2 separate regions of the Homo sapiens genome follow, and region 1 is linked to region 2. A link is a loop called in an ENCODE intact Hi-C map of the cell type or tissue named here. Cell type or tissue: HCT116. All regions are shown on one strand. Each heading gives the region's core, and the rest is flanking DNA. Links, peaks and the distances in the headings are about the cores only.

Region 1 (8,343 bases), core at 29-8,028, 140 kb before region 2:
GAATTGAAGGGACAGGTGATAACTGTAGCCTGTTGACAGTGGCCTCTTGACCTGGGGCACTGATCAAAAAACCCCAAGGAACAGGAAGTGAAATTAAGCAAGGCTAAAATGCTTCATATGGCAACTCCCCGGAAGGGCCTCACCCTGGGAGCCTTGCAGACTTGACTTTGCACCTTCAGGGGAGCAGTCAGCCTCCTGGGTTCCCTTTTTTGTCCACTTGTTGGGCCTGTGGGCACCCCACTTTTGGACCTGTGATAAATGTATGTTTGTTTGTGTGGTAGCCTTTCTTCCTATTAAAGTTTGGTAGTTTGGAATAGGGCAAGCCCCCAGGCTTCCCTAGAGCATAAGGCACTGAATCAAGTTCATCTTCCTCAGGATCAGCATTCTAGTCTCTTTCCAAATGAAATTAGGCATCTTTCACATTTCTTTCTAACAAGTCTTTTGCTCTCTATTTCTAGCCCTATTTTTGAGGAAGATACACCCTCTGTTATGGAAATTGAAATGGAAGAGCTTGATAAATGGATGAACAGCATGAATAGAAATGGTATGTGGTAACCTAAAGTTGTTTTTTTTCTTTCCTCTCTAGTAACAGAAGGCTGCAACAGCTTTATAAATATCTCAATAAATCCTGGAGTGAGACAGAAGAACCCAATCCCACATTAGATCTGGTACATGCAGATAATAAACCTGGTCTGACAATACTTAAATATTCAGCTTAATTGTTGCCACTTGTTTTTATTTCTGTACAAGTTGTTGAAATGGTCTTTTTGAAGCAGAAAATGGTATTTTATTCAAGAAAGGAAATCTCTGAGGCCAAATGATCTGGAAAAAGTTAGCATCTGGCATTACCTTATACATTACAGAATTTAAAGATCTACAATTTTAAACTGACTATGGATATAAAACTTTATCAAATGTAGTATCCATAGATCTGTGCTGTTCAACGTAATAGATAATCACCAAATGTGGCTATTTAAATTTAAATTAATTAAAATTAAAATTAAAAAATATTGAGTGTTTAGTAGCCAATGGCTACTAAGTGGACAGTGTAATGTAGAATATTTCTATCACTTTAGAATGCTCTATTGGACATTGCTCATGTAGATGGTGATATACATACCCCATATAACAATTTCCAATTGATATCTGGCAGTAATGGAAGTATATGTTCCTTACTTTTTAGTAAATCAATAATGGGACTTTAAAATGATGACAGCTGCTTTTTCTTTTTCAAATTCCCTTTAAAAATTAATTATTTTTACTACTTAGATTAAATGAATAAAACCCAGCATTATCATGTCATTTGTATTTTTTACCATTTATCTTAAAAAAATACCCTAGGGTCTGTCAAATTCAACACTCTACAGTAGAGTTAGAAAATTCAGAGACTGGTTATAAGAACTATTACTACCAGGCCAGGCACGGTGGCTCACGCCTATAATCCCAGCACTTTTGGAGGCCGAGGCGGGTGGATAACCTGAGGTCAGGAGTTCGAAACCAGCCTGGCCAACATGGTGAAACACCATCTCTACTGAAAATACAAAATTAGCTGGGTGTGGCACATGTCTGTACTCCCAGCTACTAGGGAGGCTGAGGCAGGAGAATAGCTTGAACCCAGGAGGCGGAGGTTGCAGTGAGCCGAGATTGTGCCACTGCACTCCAGCCTGGGTGACAGAGCGAGACTCCATCTCAACAAAAAAAAAAAAAAAAAAAAAAAAAAAAAAAAAAGAATTATTGCTACCAGAGGCTTATCAAGGTGTGATTTCAAAAAAGAGCCACTCAGCTAACTTGTACAATTTCTAACAGTTTTTCATATTGAGGAAAGAAGGACTCTGTAAAGCCATTCTATTTGAGGATGGGGCGGGTCATTGAGATAGTCCTTCAGGAGTCTCGTTTTGTTGTTTTTCAGTTGCTAAAAGTAATATGCATACATAGTAGAATTTGGAAAATGCAAAAAAAAAAAAAAAAAAGGTAGAAGAAAAAAATTCACCACAGAAAGGCAATCTCTTCTTGCTATGTTGTTGTATTACGTTTTGTGCCAGAGATTTTGTGAAATATAAAATCATGATTCTGTCATACTCACTAAAACCAGAAAACTGGAAAAGGCATTTCTATTTGACAACTAAAGCTGAGTTATTTTGACACATAGGTGATAGAATCAAAGAATTTTTTTGCCCTTAAAAATAACGAGTGGTGTAATAGAAAAGAACTCATGACCATAGGAAGATCAGCTGTTTTCCCACTTTACCCAATTCTTTCCTACCGTGCAATCTGATGGAAATCATTCTGCAGACACGTTGGAACCTCAGGCGAAGCCATCTTATTCCACTGTCTATCCTGAGACATGCAGATTCTAGCTTTTGGAGCACTGGGGTGCTGCAGGGACAGAATAACCAAGCAGTGATGAATTGTGTCCTTTCCAGTGTCAGAGGCATGTTGAAGTTTTGCATCTGTGTTATTAGTGCTTTTTCCATTTCAAGAGCCTTGACATCATTAATCTTTTCATCACTATCACTCCTTGGTGAGGCCATTTTTGTGCAAGTAACCACGCAGATCAGAGAACTATGGTATTTAACTGTATCAGGTTTGTGGATAGAAAATACGATTTCAGTAACTAACAATGAGTTTGCTTTTATTCTGTCCTAGCCGACTTTGAATGTTTACCTACCTTGAAGGAAGAGAAGGAATCAAATCACAACCCAAGGTACTTCTCATTTCTACCACAGATTACATGTATATGGCGGGGGGCGGGGGGATTGGGAACCAGGGTGGAACACTTTTTGCTTACCTCCTCCGTGCCTATAATTCGTATGAGATCATTTACGCGGCTGGATATGTGCATAGTGTGGAGAAGAGGAAGTGTGTTACAGAAAATAGAAGGCCACAAAGTAAATATCCTAGGACTCTTTATCTTTAGAAATAAATGAGTATTGACATTTTCTTGCCCTTCTAAAGAGACACTGTTGCTTCAGCTTCTGTTTTAGTCATAAAGCTTTCCAATTATGACAAACTGTAGGTTTGTTTACCTTGGATAAATAGATGTTTGGTAAGGAAAACAGATGGAGGCGACAGTCTTAAAGTGGGTAACTGTAAACTAGAGTGAGAAAATAAATGGGAATTTTTAAAAAATGTTCCATTTTACCACTAGGTGGCTCTGGTTGATAGAAAAATTTTAGTGCTTTGGGGTTTGGGTGTATAGTTTAGCATTCCACAATCTCATTTTAAATTATATTATCTTTTGTGAGGATAGAAATGACCACATTTGGGGTGTTTTGATTAGAGAACTGTTTTGTCAGGACATGGGAAGTGTTCTAAGGAAAAAGGTTGGATGGTTCAGAAGGTTGGGGACTGGCTCTGCAGAGCTCTGCTGTGACCTTGGAGGTACTGAGTTGTTGGCAGCAAACACTCATGGACACCCGGAGAGAAGAAAACTTGAGCCTATGCCTGAGATATCACACTTCTGTTGGAATAAATGGAATAAACCTTCAGGCAGGATAAATCCTCTCCCTCCATGTTCACCAGAAGTCTGGTGCCAGTCAGTCACTTGTCACCAGGCAACCCCTGAAGCCTGAGCATCGCGAGGGAATACTGATTATTAGGCAATGGTTGGGGGCAGTCAGATGTTTATCTTCGGACCCTTTTCCTGCGTCTCCCCCCTAAACCTCACTTAAGAATTCACCATCCCAAATCTCTCCTCACATCACACCACCACAGTCTTACTCAGACAAACCTCAGCTCTGATGCCAAAGTCTATACCTATTGTAGATTTAGGTCAATATCACCACCCTAGGCATTTTCATGTTAAGATTATTGCCAGTTCAGGAAGGATTCTATCCTATTTAAAAGAGATTCCAGGTCATGCTTGGTGGCGCTTGCCTGTAGTCCTAGTTACTTGAGAGGCTGATGTGAGAGGATTGCTTGAGCCCAGGATTTCAGGATTGTAGTGAGCTATGATTGTACCACTGCATTCCAGCCTGGGCAACAAGCAAGAGCAAGACCCTGTCTCTAAAAGAAATGGGGAGAGAGAGAGGGAGAGAGAGGGGGAGAGAGAGAGAGAGAGAGATTGATTAACAAGCAGGTGGAAGAAAACAACAATGCCAGGGGGAATATTACAAAGGAATATTTTCCCCATGTTTTGATCTTACCTGGAAATATGTAACTATATATGTCTGGTATAGGGCTCAGATCACTACTAAAACTCCATAAATATCTTAAGTATCTTATTACTCTATCACTGATGAGCAACCTCAATGATGCTAAAAACTACCCTCAGTGGTTTTTACATTCCTGCCTTTTGCTCTTTGAAATTGTTGGCAACATGGAAGAAGCTTAACATTACAGAATTGTATGGCAGTGAAATCTTCTTAAAAATCAGATTTTTGGCCAGGCAATGTGGCTCATGCCTGTAATTCCAACACTTTGGGAGGCTGAGGCAGGCAGATCACCTGAGGCCAGGAGTTCGAGACCAGCCTGGCCCACATGGTAAAACTCCATCTCTACTAAAAATACAAAAATTAGCCAGGCGTTGTGGCGGGCACCTGTAATCCCAGCTACTTGGGAGGCTGAAGCAGGAGAATCCCTTCAACTGGGAAGGCGGAGATTGCAGTGAGCACTGATCACACCATTGCACTCCAGCCTAGGCAACAAGAGTGAAAGAAATTCTGTTTCAAAAAAAAAAAGTCAGATTTTTGAAATAATGAGAAAATGAGCTAGAGCCTTCACATAGTTAAATGATTGTTTTAAAAGGGAAGGTCTACATTCCACTGTGGGTCCAGAGCTGTGTGGCATTCACAGGATGGCTGTCAGGCCTTCACTTTATGCCCTCTCGTAATGCCAGCACCAGCATTCGAGAACCAAGAATGGCAAGTCCCAGATCTTTGTACCACTAGGCACTTTCTGATTACTTCAAAGGTTATTATGATATTGCAAAGTTAATTTTTTATTCATTAAAAAATCTAAGAAAAGTACATTGGATTTAGAACAAAGCCCAGAACAAAGTAAGTTCTCAATAAGCACTGGTTATTGCTAGTATAATTATTAGGAAGTTAGGACTGATGTACAGAAACTCACTGCCTTTATACTAAGACCCAGCTCACTGGATTAAAAAAAAATTCACTTCCTTTATCCTAAGCCTGTATCCTAAGACCCAGACACATCAATACTGGTGGGCGAAGCATTATTTTTGTCCCTGTGTTCCCTGGTGGTTTCTTTCTGGACCTACCAATCCTGGGAAATCAGGAATTTGTTTGATCTACTATGAGACTTTCAGTTCTCCTTAATTACTGGCATAGGCCCATTAATGTTGGTGATTTCAGAATAGTCCACTTATCACTCTGGAGTTTTTTGGTGTTTTGTTGTTTTGTGTAGAGACAGACTCTCATTCTGTTGTCTAGGCTGGAGTGCAGTGGTGTGATCCCAGCTCACTGTAGCCTCAACCTCCTGGGCCTAAATGATTCTCCCAACTTAGCCTCCAGAGTAGTTGGGACCACAGGTTTGTCCACCATGCCTGGCTAATTTTATTTTACTTTATTGTGGTGACAGGGTCTCCTTATGTTGCTCAGGCTGCTTTCAAACTTTTGGGCTCAAGCAATCCTTCTGCTGCCTTGGCCTCCCAAAGTGTTGGGATGACAGGAGTGAGCCACTGTGCCTCGCCCAGTCTGAAGTTTTTAAAAGGATAGTAACACCTTATAATTTGGATAATCTTTCTTTTCTGTCATAATTTTATGTACATTTCTTTTTCCTATCCTAATGTTTTAATTAAATTGATAATCCATAAAATGTTTACTTTGAGTATCTACCCTGGGACAAAAATAAGATTTCTTTTTTCTCTAAAAGCTTGTGAATTGTTATAGATACAGGTGGAAAGTGCATTTGTGGGTCATTGGACTTAGAAGACTCATTTTAAGACCTAATTTGAATGCTTGTTTGTTCTTTAGACTAAAACAAGTCACTTTAGCTCTCTGAGTTTTAATTTCTTCATCTTGAAAAATGGAAATAAGAACATCTGTCCTTCTAGTTTCACAGGATGATATAAGAGAATGAAACCACCTAGCTAGGTTTTATTTTTATCTTAATTTTTTTTTTTCGAGACTGAGTTTCATTCTTGTTGCCCATGCTGGAGTGCAATGGTGCAATCTTGGCTAACTGCAGCCTCTGCCTCCTGGGTTCAAGCAGTTCTCCTGCCTCAGCCTCCCAAGTAGCTGGGATTACAGGTACCCACCACCACGCCTGGCTAATTTTGTATTTTTAATAGAAATGGGGTTTCACCACATTGGTCAGGCTGGCCTTGAACTCCTGACCTCAGGTGATCCATCCACCTCAGCCTCCCAAAGCGCTGGGATTACAGGCGTGAGACACCGCACCCGGCAGTAGCTAAGTTTTAAAGCACCACGCAAGTGAAACTAATTATTCTTATGCAGTGGCAATTGTTCTTCCCCCTCCCACACTGGGATTTTAAAAGATTATTTTTAGGGCAGTTTTAGGTTTACAGCAAAATTGAGCAGAAAATACAGAGTTCCCATATACCCTCTGCCCTCACACATGCACAGCCTCCCCCATTATCAACGTCCCCCATCAGAGTTCTACATTTATCACAATCAATCAACCTACATTGACACACCATTATCACCCAAAGTTTTCCATTGGCTTTTACCTTGTGCATGATTCTTCCTCTGTCATTGAAGTAGTATACAGGTGAATTTAATGCTTCAGAAAGTATGTAACAGTCATTAAAAATTGAATTTAGTGGAAGACACACTTCTCCTTTCTCCTGATAAACAAAGCCTTCTGGAATTCATTTACAGGGTTCCACTTTCCTTGATGCTAGAAAGACATGCCTGACATAGAACCTCTGTTATCTATTAAGTCCATAGAACCTACGACCACCATGCTTCTGGGAAAAGGGAGTCAATCTGATAACCATCCTACACTGAATATACCACATTGTGTGCAAAGACTTCAACTCTTCAAGCTTGTCTTGTTAGGGTCTGTAATCTCAGGCCTTTCAGAACTTTATCCTTGTCTCATTGGCCAGTCTTGTTCATTACTTTCCTCTGTCCTCATTGAATGGATATTCTTCCTGAGCTATGGAATCCGAAAGACAGCACAGGATTTTAATAAGGACCAGAGATGTACAAAATACTATGAGAAGTGGACACTATGGTTTTCATGTTTGAAAGAAATCAATAGGAAAAGCAACAAAGGAATCATGGGGGAGGGGAGTGTTTCATATTCTTATTTTCCATCTTAGCATCTTTTCCGTGATTCATACCTGCTATGTGCCTGGCACTGCCCAGGGGCAAAGTGTCAGTGGGAGGAGGGTGCTAGGAGGGGTCTGCCCTCAAGTTGAAGAGAATTTCATCCCTGATCTGGTTAAGCATTGCCAACACATGGTAACGACAGAAAACAGATCCTTTTGGTTGGTTTTATTATTGTTTTAACTTCTGTGTAGAAAACACACTCCCTTATTGCCTAACCCCACACTCACAACACCCTCCCAAATGCCACTAGATAGTGGTGCAAACAAGAAAAAGTCCCTTTTATCATGACTCTTCCAATCTAGCCAGCCTCTTCCTTCTTCTGGAGGCATTTGTAGTTAGACGGTTTCCTGAAAGCTTCGTGTTTCTGTCTCTGCAATCTCAGATGAATAACCACAGACAAGGAATCGCAAATATTAGCCAAATGCCTGTCTTCTTTCCTCTTATATCTCTTGACCACAGGGATGATTTTACATTAAGCAGCAACATAGGGAAAGATTAGGGAAAGAATTAGATGTGGTTCTGCTCAAGTGGATTTATAATTTTGAAAATACAGTAATAATTACAGCAATAGTAAGACATTTACATCACATTTTCTATATGCTAGTGCCTAAGAAATTAACTAAGAGAGAGTGACAGTATATCTGTTCTTATAATAATTCTACTGTTTATTCTATAGTTTATGTTTCTGAGCTCGATGTCATTATAAAAAGGAGTTGCTTCACTATTTTTCAGGAAAAATTTAGGTTAGTTTAATAGAGAATTTTGTGGATTTCTTCCTGTTTCATCCCTTCTCTTTGTCATTTTTTGAGAAAGTATAATTTTTGATGTAGGTTTTCAAAAGACATTTATTGAGCACTTAATATGTGCCTGACACTGTCTACATCATGTCAAAACAACCAGTTAAAAATAAAATAATTTGAGTAAACTTAGAACTCAGAGAGGTTAAGTGGCTTGTTCAAGTTCACATGGCAGGTTCGTAGCTGATAAAGCTCAATCTAGAGAAAAGTTTCTTTTAAAAATGTATTTTCATTCTCTTTTATTATTTTGTTAAAATAAGAGATATTTCATAAATTAAAAGACAAAT
Region 2 (8,343 bases), core at 106-8,105:
ACTCTACCTCAAAAAAAAAAAAAAAATTGCAAAACAGCCTCAAGAAGGCCCTTCAGGAGGTGTTCCAGAAGGCAGCACTGTTGTTGTAGGAGATTACAGTTCCATGTGTGTGATTGCCTCTGAAGACCTTCCAGTGGGACATTATGTGGAGATGGAAGACAGTGATATTGATGATCCTAATCCTGTGTAGGCTTGGGTTATTGTGTATATTTGTGTCTTAAAACAGTTTTGAAAGTTAAAAAAATTTTTTTTAAAACAGGAAAAAGGCTTATAAAATAAGGATATAAGGAAAGAAAATATTTTTATATAGCTTTACTATGTGTTTTAAGCTAAGTGTTATTACAAAACAGGCAAAAAATTAAAACGTTCATAAAGTAAAAACGTTATAGTAAGCTGAGGTTATTACGGAAGAAAGAAAAAATTTTAAAATAAACTTAGTACAGCCTAAGTGCACACTGTTTATAAAGTGTATGGTAGTATACAATAATGTCCTAGGCCTTCATATGCATCCACCCCAACTGACTCATCTAGAGCACCTTCCAGTCCTGCTAGCTTAATTTATGATACAGATGCACCGTTTTACATTTTATATACCTTATTTTTAATATACCTTTTATATATTTAGATGTGTTAATATCATTGTGCTACAGTTGCATACAGTATTCAGTACAGTAACATGCTGTACAGGTTTGTAACCTGGGAGCAATAGTTTATACCATGGAGATTTGTGTAAAAGCACTGTGTAATATTCACACAAAGAAGAAATTGCCTGACACATTTCTCTGAATGTATCTTTGTCATGAGGCGATGCGTGACTGTATAATTTGAGCCACACATGTTATTTTAAAAATTGCAATACCCTTATTAATGTAAAAAGCAGTTGAATTAATTTTAAGATATTTAGCCTGATGGAGCCATGATATTACCATTTCAACATAATTTATAAAAAAAATTGTTATTTTAGATTCTCTTTGTACCAAGTTTTTGAAATCTGGTAGATATTTTATATCTCAATTTCAACACTAACTTTTTACCGGAAGTAATTGATCTTCCTTTAGATTTCATAAAGTTTATGGTTGGAAAAGTAGATTCACATATCTAAATCGTTTCAGACACACTTAAGTATTTCGCTACCTGAATTAAGTACCAAAAAATAATTTTTCTGTAATATTTGCATCTAAATTGGTAAAACTGGTTCATGTTTTTTAGTAGAATGTAGTAGACTTTGAAGCAAAACTGTATCCATTTCAAAATTGAGCTACTGAAGTTAAGCAAATTCATGAACTCTTGTGTCAACTCCGTATTACTGACATTATATTCAAAAGGAGATTGGATGTTAGGCAAATCTATATTAAATAAAGTGTTTTTCAATGATTTTTTTGTAATTTTTGCAGCCACTTTGCAAAACACTGTCAATTAAAATTTATATATGTTGATTTATGTTAGAACAAAGTGTAAAATCTTTTTTATTGGTTTGTGTTATGAAAACTTTAAATTTCAATGTAAATTTATAAGAAAGTTCTTATAAAATTTCTGGCATACCTTCTTCCAGTTTCTTTTTATTTTACTTTTTCTTGTGTTAGCCTGGTCATAAATAAACTCTACCTTTCTTTGGTGCTTCAAGTTAAGCTTGTTCATAGGCATTGAGATGTAAGTGAGGAAACAAAAGAATACTGCCATTTTTGTCTTTTATTACTTAATAGTGAAAAGCATCTCTTTCTAAAATCAGAGTTGACATTAGAGTAGATCTTTGTGAAGTTATTCCACTATACCCAGTGAGCAAAGAACACAGATGTTTTAAATGTATTGTTTTTTATTTTTTTAACATTTCCATGAACTGGCTAGGATTCATATTTTTGGCATGTACATACTGAACAATTCAACTCTTTACATAGGGCTTTTCATAGTCTGTTTCAGAAAGCTGAACACAGATATTTTCAATGTGTATCATACAGTGGAATAAAGGAATAGGAGAAACATCAATTTTTGCTTTTAAAATTCCTAACATAGCTGGAGCTGTCTGTTGTGATAGAAACTAATTGTTTAATACCTAGCTGAAATTCTTTGACAGAGGTAAAGGATTAAAAAATATCTATGCCACTCTTGATTTTTTTTTTTTTTTTACAGCTACATAGTGACAACTTTTTCTTAAGTTTAGAAGTTCTTTCAAATAAATTTCACCTAAAAGATTTAATTGGGGCCGGGCACGGTGGCTCATGCCTGTAATTCCAGCACTTTGGGAGGCCAAGGCAAGTGGATCTCTTGAGGCCAGGAGATCGAGACCAGCCTGGCCAACATGACAAAACCCCATCTCTACTAAAAAATGCAAAAAATTAGCCGGGCGTGGTGGTGTGCATCTGTAATGCCAGCTACTTGGAGGCTGAGGCAGGAGAATCACTTGAACCTGGGAGGTGGAGGTTGCAGTGAGCCGAGATTGCGCCACTGCACTCCAGCCAGGGCAACAGAGCGAGACTGTCTCAAAAAAAAAAATTTAATAAGGTAGTGTCTCTTATATCACATGGCTCATCTAAAGCTAAAGGGAAATAGTAATTTTTCACATTTTGAATCTGTTGATTTTTCGTATTATTAGAAAGGTCTTCCATATGATGGATGGTGTCTTAATTGAATATCTTCCACGTGTTGTAAAGTATCTATTTTAGTATTCCTCATAATTTTCTAACAAAATTTCTATAATTGAAATAATTTCTTTACCATCTCTTTATGTAAATGTGATTTTCTTTCTTTTGGCGCAAGAATTTAAGCCAGTTTATAGCTGACCAGAGTTACAAGCCCAGATTTGTTAAAAAGCTTTTAAACACGTTTGTTGTACATTTACTTCTGACATTGTTTGGCTAATTTTGTTGCTTTTCTTCTGATTGTAGAGCAGAAAGTTCTTATAAAATTCACTGTGTATTTGTTGAAAATGTCTCCTAATATTGTCTACTTTACTTGTAAAACTTTAAAACCCAAGAAATAGCTTTTAATTTTGCTCTGTCACAGCTAATTGTAATTGTCATTCATTAGAAAATTTCTAGCATACCTTCTTCCAGTTTCTTTTTACTTTACTGTTCTGGTGGTAGCATTAGCTTCTGTATCTCTACTTGATTGTGTATTGCTGTAATGCCTTCTTTTTACTTTTAAAAATGTGTCCTCCTCTTGTCCATTCATTTTTAAAGTAAGAAAATTAATTATATTCAAAATATTAAAATTAAAAAAAATAAAAAGTATTGCGATTGAGTTACCAGTTGTGATTTACATAGGCATCACTGCAACTTGTGTTATTTGTGAAAAACGTATTTAAGTAAACGCAGTACGGTGTTAGATTGATGAGTAGAAAAATACTCATTCTAACTGTAAATTAGTTAATTTTTACTGACTAGATCAGTATTTTTATGTGTAATACTAGAAATGACTCACTGTATCCTGAGATGTGGAGTATAATATGCAGTACAGTGGTCACAGTGAAATGTAGTACTGCCAAAAGAATAAAACTTTCTTTAGTAGAAGGACATTTTACACAGCTTCAGCTTTTAAATTTAAATTAAGTACAACTAAATAAAGCTAAAAACTCAATTCCCTGGTAACACTAGCCACATTTCAAGTGCTTAGTAGTCACATGTGGCTAATAGCTAATATATTAGAAATTAAACCTTTTGAGAGTTGGTTATGTATGTGATTAAAGTATTTTGGTTACTTGGGACTAGAGATTACAGTCATTTTTGATCAGGCTGATGTCATAGGAACAGTACCAAGGGGACTTCTGAATCAAGCACCCTAGAAAGAGCTACTTAGAACTACTTGCATTTTCTTTGTGGCATCTCTTATAGGCATGAAAAAATTTCAAACATTTTTCATGGATAAAAGGATTTAATCAGAAAAGCATTTGGATATACATATTTGAAATCATAGCTTGCCTGTATGTTACTAGAGTAGTTGGAGAGTGGAAAAGTATCTATATTCTAAAGACTGTTTCATCATTTGGGTGAAAAACCAAAAAAAGAGAGTAATTTTGTTTAATAGCTCTTTCACAAATAAAAAAAAGAATGTTCATCTGTAGAGACCTATCGAGATCTCATCAGGTTTACAACAAACTTTAGATTAGCAAGCTCAATTTCAGTTGACATGGATTGTGGAAAGATTTTCAGTGGAGCTCAGATATTTAATATCCTGAATTTGGATGAATATACAATTTCTAAAATTAAGTACTTCAACTCCTCTGTGGTTTTAAAACCAGTAGTGGCCATATCTTGACTAGTTATTAAAGCACCAACCTTTTTTTCTTTATTACTTTGCTTTTATCCTTTGAGCAAGTTAGGCAATAAGTTCTCCATGTTTTTGATTTCTACAGAAGTAAATGAATGTTATTGCTGATGTTTATTTCATTCTGTCTTGATCTCATGATATGAGAATATAAGGAGATGTCTGAAAACTTGTTTTAAAAATCCTATGAAGCATAAGTTCATGAATAAAGAAGGAAGTGGAACTTGTCTTGAGAGAATTTGCCTATTTAGATGGTTTCCAAAGTGCATTCTGCTAGTCACTAGAGATGGTCCTTGAAAGAGTTCTGTAATTAAGTTTGAAGAAACACTGTGTACCATAATAATGGCCTATTGAATATTTTACCATGCACATTAATATATCAAAGGCTTTGAGATATCTTACAAGAAAGAAACTTGCTAAAGCTTGTCTTCCTGCATGTCTTAAGCTTCTTCCACAGTGACTTTAAGTCGGACTTGTCTATCCTGTGAGAAATGCTGCCCTCTAGAGGCACAAATTCAATTGCTCTTAAATTTGAGTACCATAATGCTGCCTGATCTTAGTGTGAAGTTGTGATAATTAATATTAATCAAATGCATGGTAACAAAACCAAATAGAAGAAATCTTATGTTGCTTAATTTTAAGAAAATATGAGGAAACAGAATTGCAATTTATAAATACCCACTTTTTAAATTGTACATGTGATATTTTTGGCTGCTAATAATCTTTTGAATACATTTCTGTATATGGGGAATTGCGGACACATAGTACTTCAAGTCTCCAAACTCTGAGTCTCTCCTGCTAGCAGAAGCCATCCTTCCCTGTGTTAACAACCTTGCTTAAGACAGTTACCATCCATGGGGAAGCTAGTTTCCTCATACCCCTTCCCACGATACTCATGTTTCCATACCTGTAACTGGAGTCAGACTATATCATGCTGCACCTTTGCAGTCACAATGGGAAGAAAAGGATTATATGTAATTTTTTTAAAGTTTTTTTTTTTTTTTTTTTTTTTTGCTGACAAAGCAGCAAAACCTTCAGGAATATGTACAGAAATGGGTGATGATGATGATGTGAGAGAGAAAGAAACATGCTTTTGCATTTGGCTGAATGTATTGGTATGGTGCAGTTATCAGAGATTCTGAATTCATTGTTCTCGTTCAAGTAGCCAGGAGTGGTTCTAATTGTTTGCTCCTTTGGTCTCAGCATTGACTTATACTAAATGAAGTTGAATGCCTAAAAACTCATAGCATAATATAGAGGAAGAAGTCAAAAGATTAAAGGAAATAGAACTGATGGAGTGGATTTATCACTGTGACCATTCACTTACCTCCCCTATTCCCTCTCCAGTATTCTCTACTAAGAGGTCTGGAAGACACTTCATTCACCAACCTAATGAGAAATACTTTGAGGGCAGTGCCAGCATATATGAAAAGTAATTCAATTGCTTTTGTCTGTAGGCTGGAGGAGATACTTTCATTGAAATTGTCTTTTTTACTTCAGGGGGTGTGGCCAGATTCTAGGTAAGGTCCAGGCATCATTTTCATAAGGTAGCTTGACAGGCATGATGATCAGAGATGCACTGACTTGAATTCTTTTTGGCTGTGACTAAATGATCATGGATCCCTACGTCTAAAATAGAGAGGAAGCCTATTAAGATCCTACTTTATCTGTATGAGCAAAAAATTTTAGGTCTCATAGGAGAAGGCCTTACTTGAACTACCATAAGAGTGAGTTGGCCAGCCTGGGCAACATGGTGAAACCCTGTCTCTACAAAAAACACAAAAGTTAACTTTTGTGTTTTGGGCATGGCTGCGTGAGCCTGTGGTCCTGGCTGCTCAGGAGGCTGCCCCCTTTTTGCAGTTTACTTCATGGGTTATATGAGAAAACAGGAAGGAGGGGGATATCACCGAGAGATTCTGATATTGGAGCTGTGTGCAATAACTGATAAGTCTCTGGTTCTTACCTCCATATGAGGAACAGAGAGAGTCTTGTTTGTACAAGGCTTAGTTATAATCTGTCAGGTTTGAGGATCTTGATTGGAAGCATAGACTTGATCTGTATTTGTGGTTTCTCATTTCAAATAGCCTCTCAATGTTGGATAAATTTGCATGTTCATGTTTTATAGAGTCAGAACTCAATTTCCTAGTATTCCTTGCAGCTAGGGCACAAGCATATGACCTAGGCTTTATTGATCAGATGCATCTGTGTAAGACATGAATTCAGGGTCAGAGAAATGCAGGGTAACAGCTCTTGCCTGGAATTGCTTTCTAATGTGCATGTTGAGTGACAAGATATTGAGCTGTTTAGAGGTAGCAGTGACAGAGATACTAGTGAGCCTTGTTGTCCTAGGCTCAGCTTTCATGGTACTAGGGCTGAAGGATGGGAACAATTTGGTGGGGAGACTTAGGTATTTTTCCTGGCATCATATCTCCAAGTGGATTCTTCAGTTCTCTGATAATTCTTGGAATCCCCTAATATATTAATAAATTTATTTTCTCTTGAAACCACCTCAAATAGATTCTGTTTATAGCTTAGAGCCCTGATTGATCGTCTAACTTTAAAGATTTTATTTATCGTCAAAATATTTTATTTTTCTAATTGAGATCTAAAAATTGTCAAGCACTTATACTCTATTTTTTCCCTTCCTAGAGCTCTGCAATCCTTTGCTGTCATTTTTTCTTACCAGGAATGCCAATTTTTGTACCTTTTGAATTGCTTTTTCTTCTTTGCTACTTGGCTTGAGCTCCACTATTGTTATGAAACCTTTCTTATACCATCCCAGCAGCCTGATGGATTTTTTTCTTCCTCTGAATTCCAGTAGCACTTGTTTAGACATTAAGTGCAAGGTGTTTTTTTGTTTTGTTTTGTTTTTCTGTATGCATCTTAGCTTCCGCACTAAATGATAAGCTCCCTGAAAACTAGTACTATGCCTCTTTATATCGCTTGCATTGTCCAACAGAATGTCTTGCACCTATTAGATTCAAGGTTCAGCACAGTCACCCTCATAATATATAGTGATGAGAGTTGCTGAGAATCACAGTGATGCCAGGCTGAATGAGCTGAGATAATAAACTAGTTAGATGCATAGTCTGGCCATGAGGCCCAATTTCCATCTTCCTCAAGGAGTCTGAGACTTGCCTCTCAGTAGTTTTCGTTAGTAGGTGATCATATCTTCTGAATTACTGTCTTCTTAATGTTTTATGAGTTTTTTTTTGCCTTGACAAAAGCCTTCTATTTCTCTCATGCTTCCTAGTTCCTTCCATTGTGCCCTCTGCAATTTCTTTTCACTAAGCTTACTATTTGCAGTCTCTTAAAATTTGTGTAAATTATGAAATCAAAGATACAAAGAAAGGACAGAAAGTAGTATAACAAACACCTGTGTATCTAACCTCAGGGTCAAGCAGATATTAACCTTTTGCCTCGTTTGATTTCCTTTTAAAGTTCTTCCCTCCCCATACTTTTCTCCCTTCTTTGGAGGTACTCATTATCCTAAAGTCCTTACGATTATTTCCCTGCTGTTTTTGTACACATAAAACATTTACACAAAAGATGACCTGTGTTTTTTTCTAGATGTGTTCATATTGACATGTGTAGATTTAGTTCATTCATTGTAACTACTGTTTAGTTTTCCAGGTTGAATAATGCTAAGTTTTATAGAGATAATGCAGTTCTACCTTTTGGCAAATAATATTGTAATGCTCGTACATAGGTACTTACTGTAATTTTATCTAGGATAGATACCTGAAAGTAGAATTGCTGAATCACAGGGTTCAGGTGCCACTTTATCAAGTATTGCCGAGTCCAGTCCAAAGTGGAGCTACCATTTTATACCCATTAACATGTTTCCACACTTTTTTTTATCAACATTTAATTTTATCTAGCTATGATTTTTTTGCCTATTTGAAAGATGAGAAATGGAGTTTGATGATTTTCATTTTCATTACTTTGATTTATAGTAAAGTTGAATGTCTTTGCATAGTTTTTGATCATTCTAGTTTCCTATTCTGTGAATCTTTTATGTTCTTTGCTGATTTTTTTCCTATTGGGTATTGAACCTTAAATTGATTTGTGGTGATTCTTTTT

Evidence for each region. Peaks named below come from ENCODE experiments on the same cell type or tissue, not always from the same donor. Only the 100,000 strongest peaks of a DNase experiment are listed, where the experiment ranks them.
Region 1: it touches region 2 in a loop (7-fold over the local background); 92 of 110 quality-filtered maps call a loop at or near these places.

What each region holds. Positions count from the first base shown.
Region 1 is chr4:152,635,289-152,643,631 of GRCh38, reverse strand. TMEM154 (transmembrane protein 154) reads left to right here. Exons shown (of 7, transcript NM_152680.3): 5 at 459-544; 6 at 2,647-2,704. Among named protein-coding and RNA genes, the nearest start is that of TMEM154, 41 kb to the left of the region's middle. RefSeq lists an enhancer at 349-418. In HCT116, for the core only: a CTCF peak has its summit at 3,155 (motif pointing right); a DNase peak (open chromatin) is centred at 3,091.
Region 2 is chr4:152,497,427-152,505,769 of GRCh38, reverse strand. The region is part of intron 2 of FBXW7 (F-box and WD repeat domain containing 7); the gene reads left to right. Among named protein-coding and RNA genes, the nearest start is that of MIR3140, 12 kb to the right of the region's middle. In HCT116, for the core only: a CTCF peak has its summit at 4,770 (motif pointing left); a DNase peak (open chromatin) is centred at 4,749.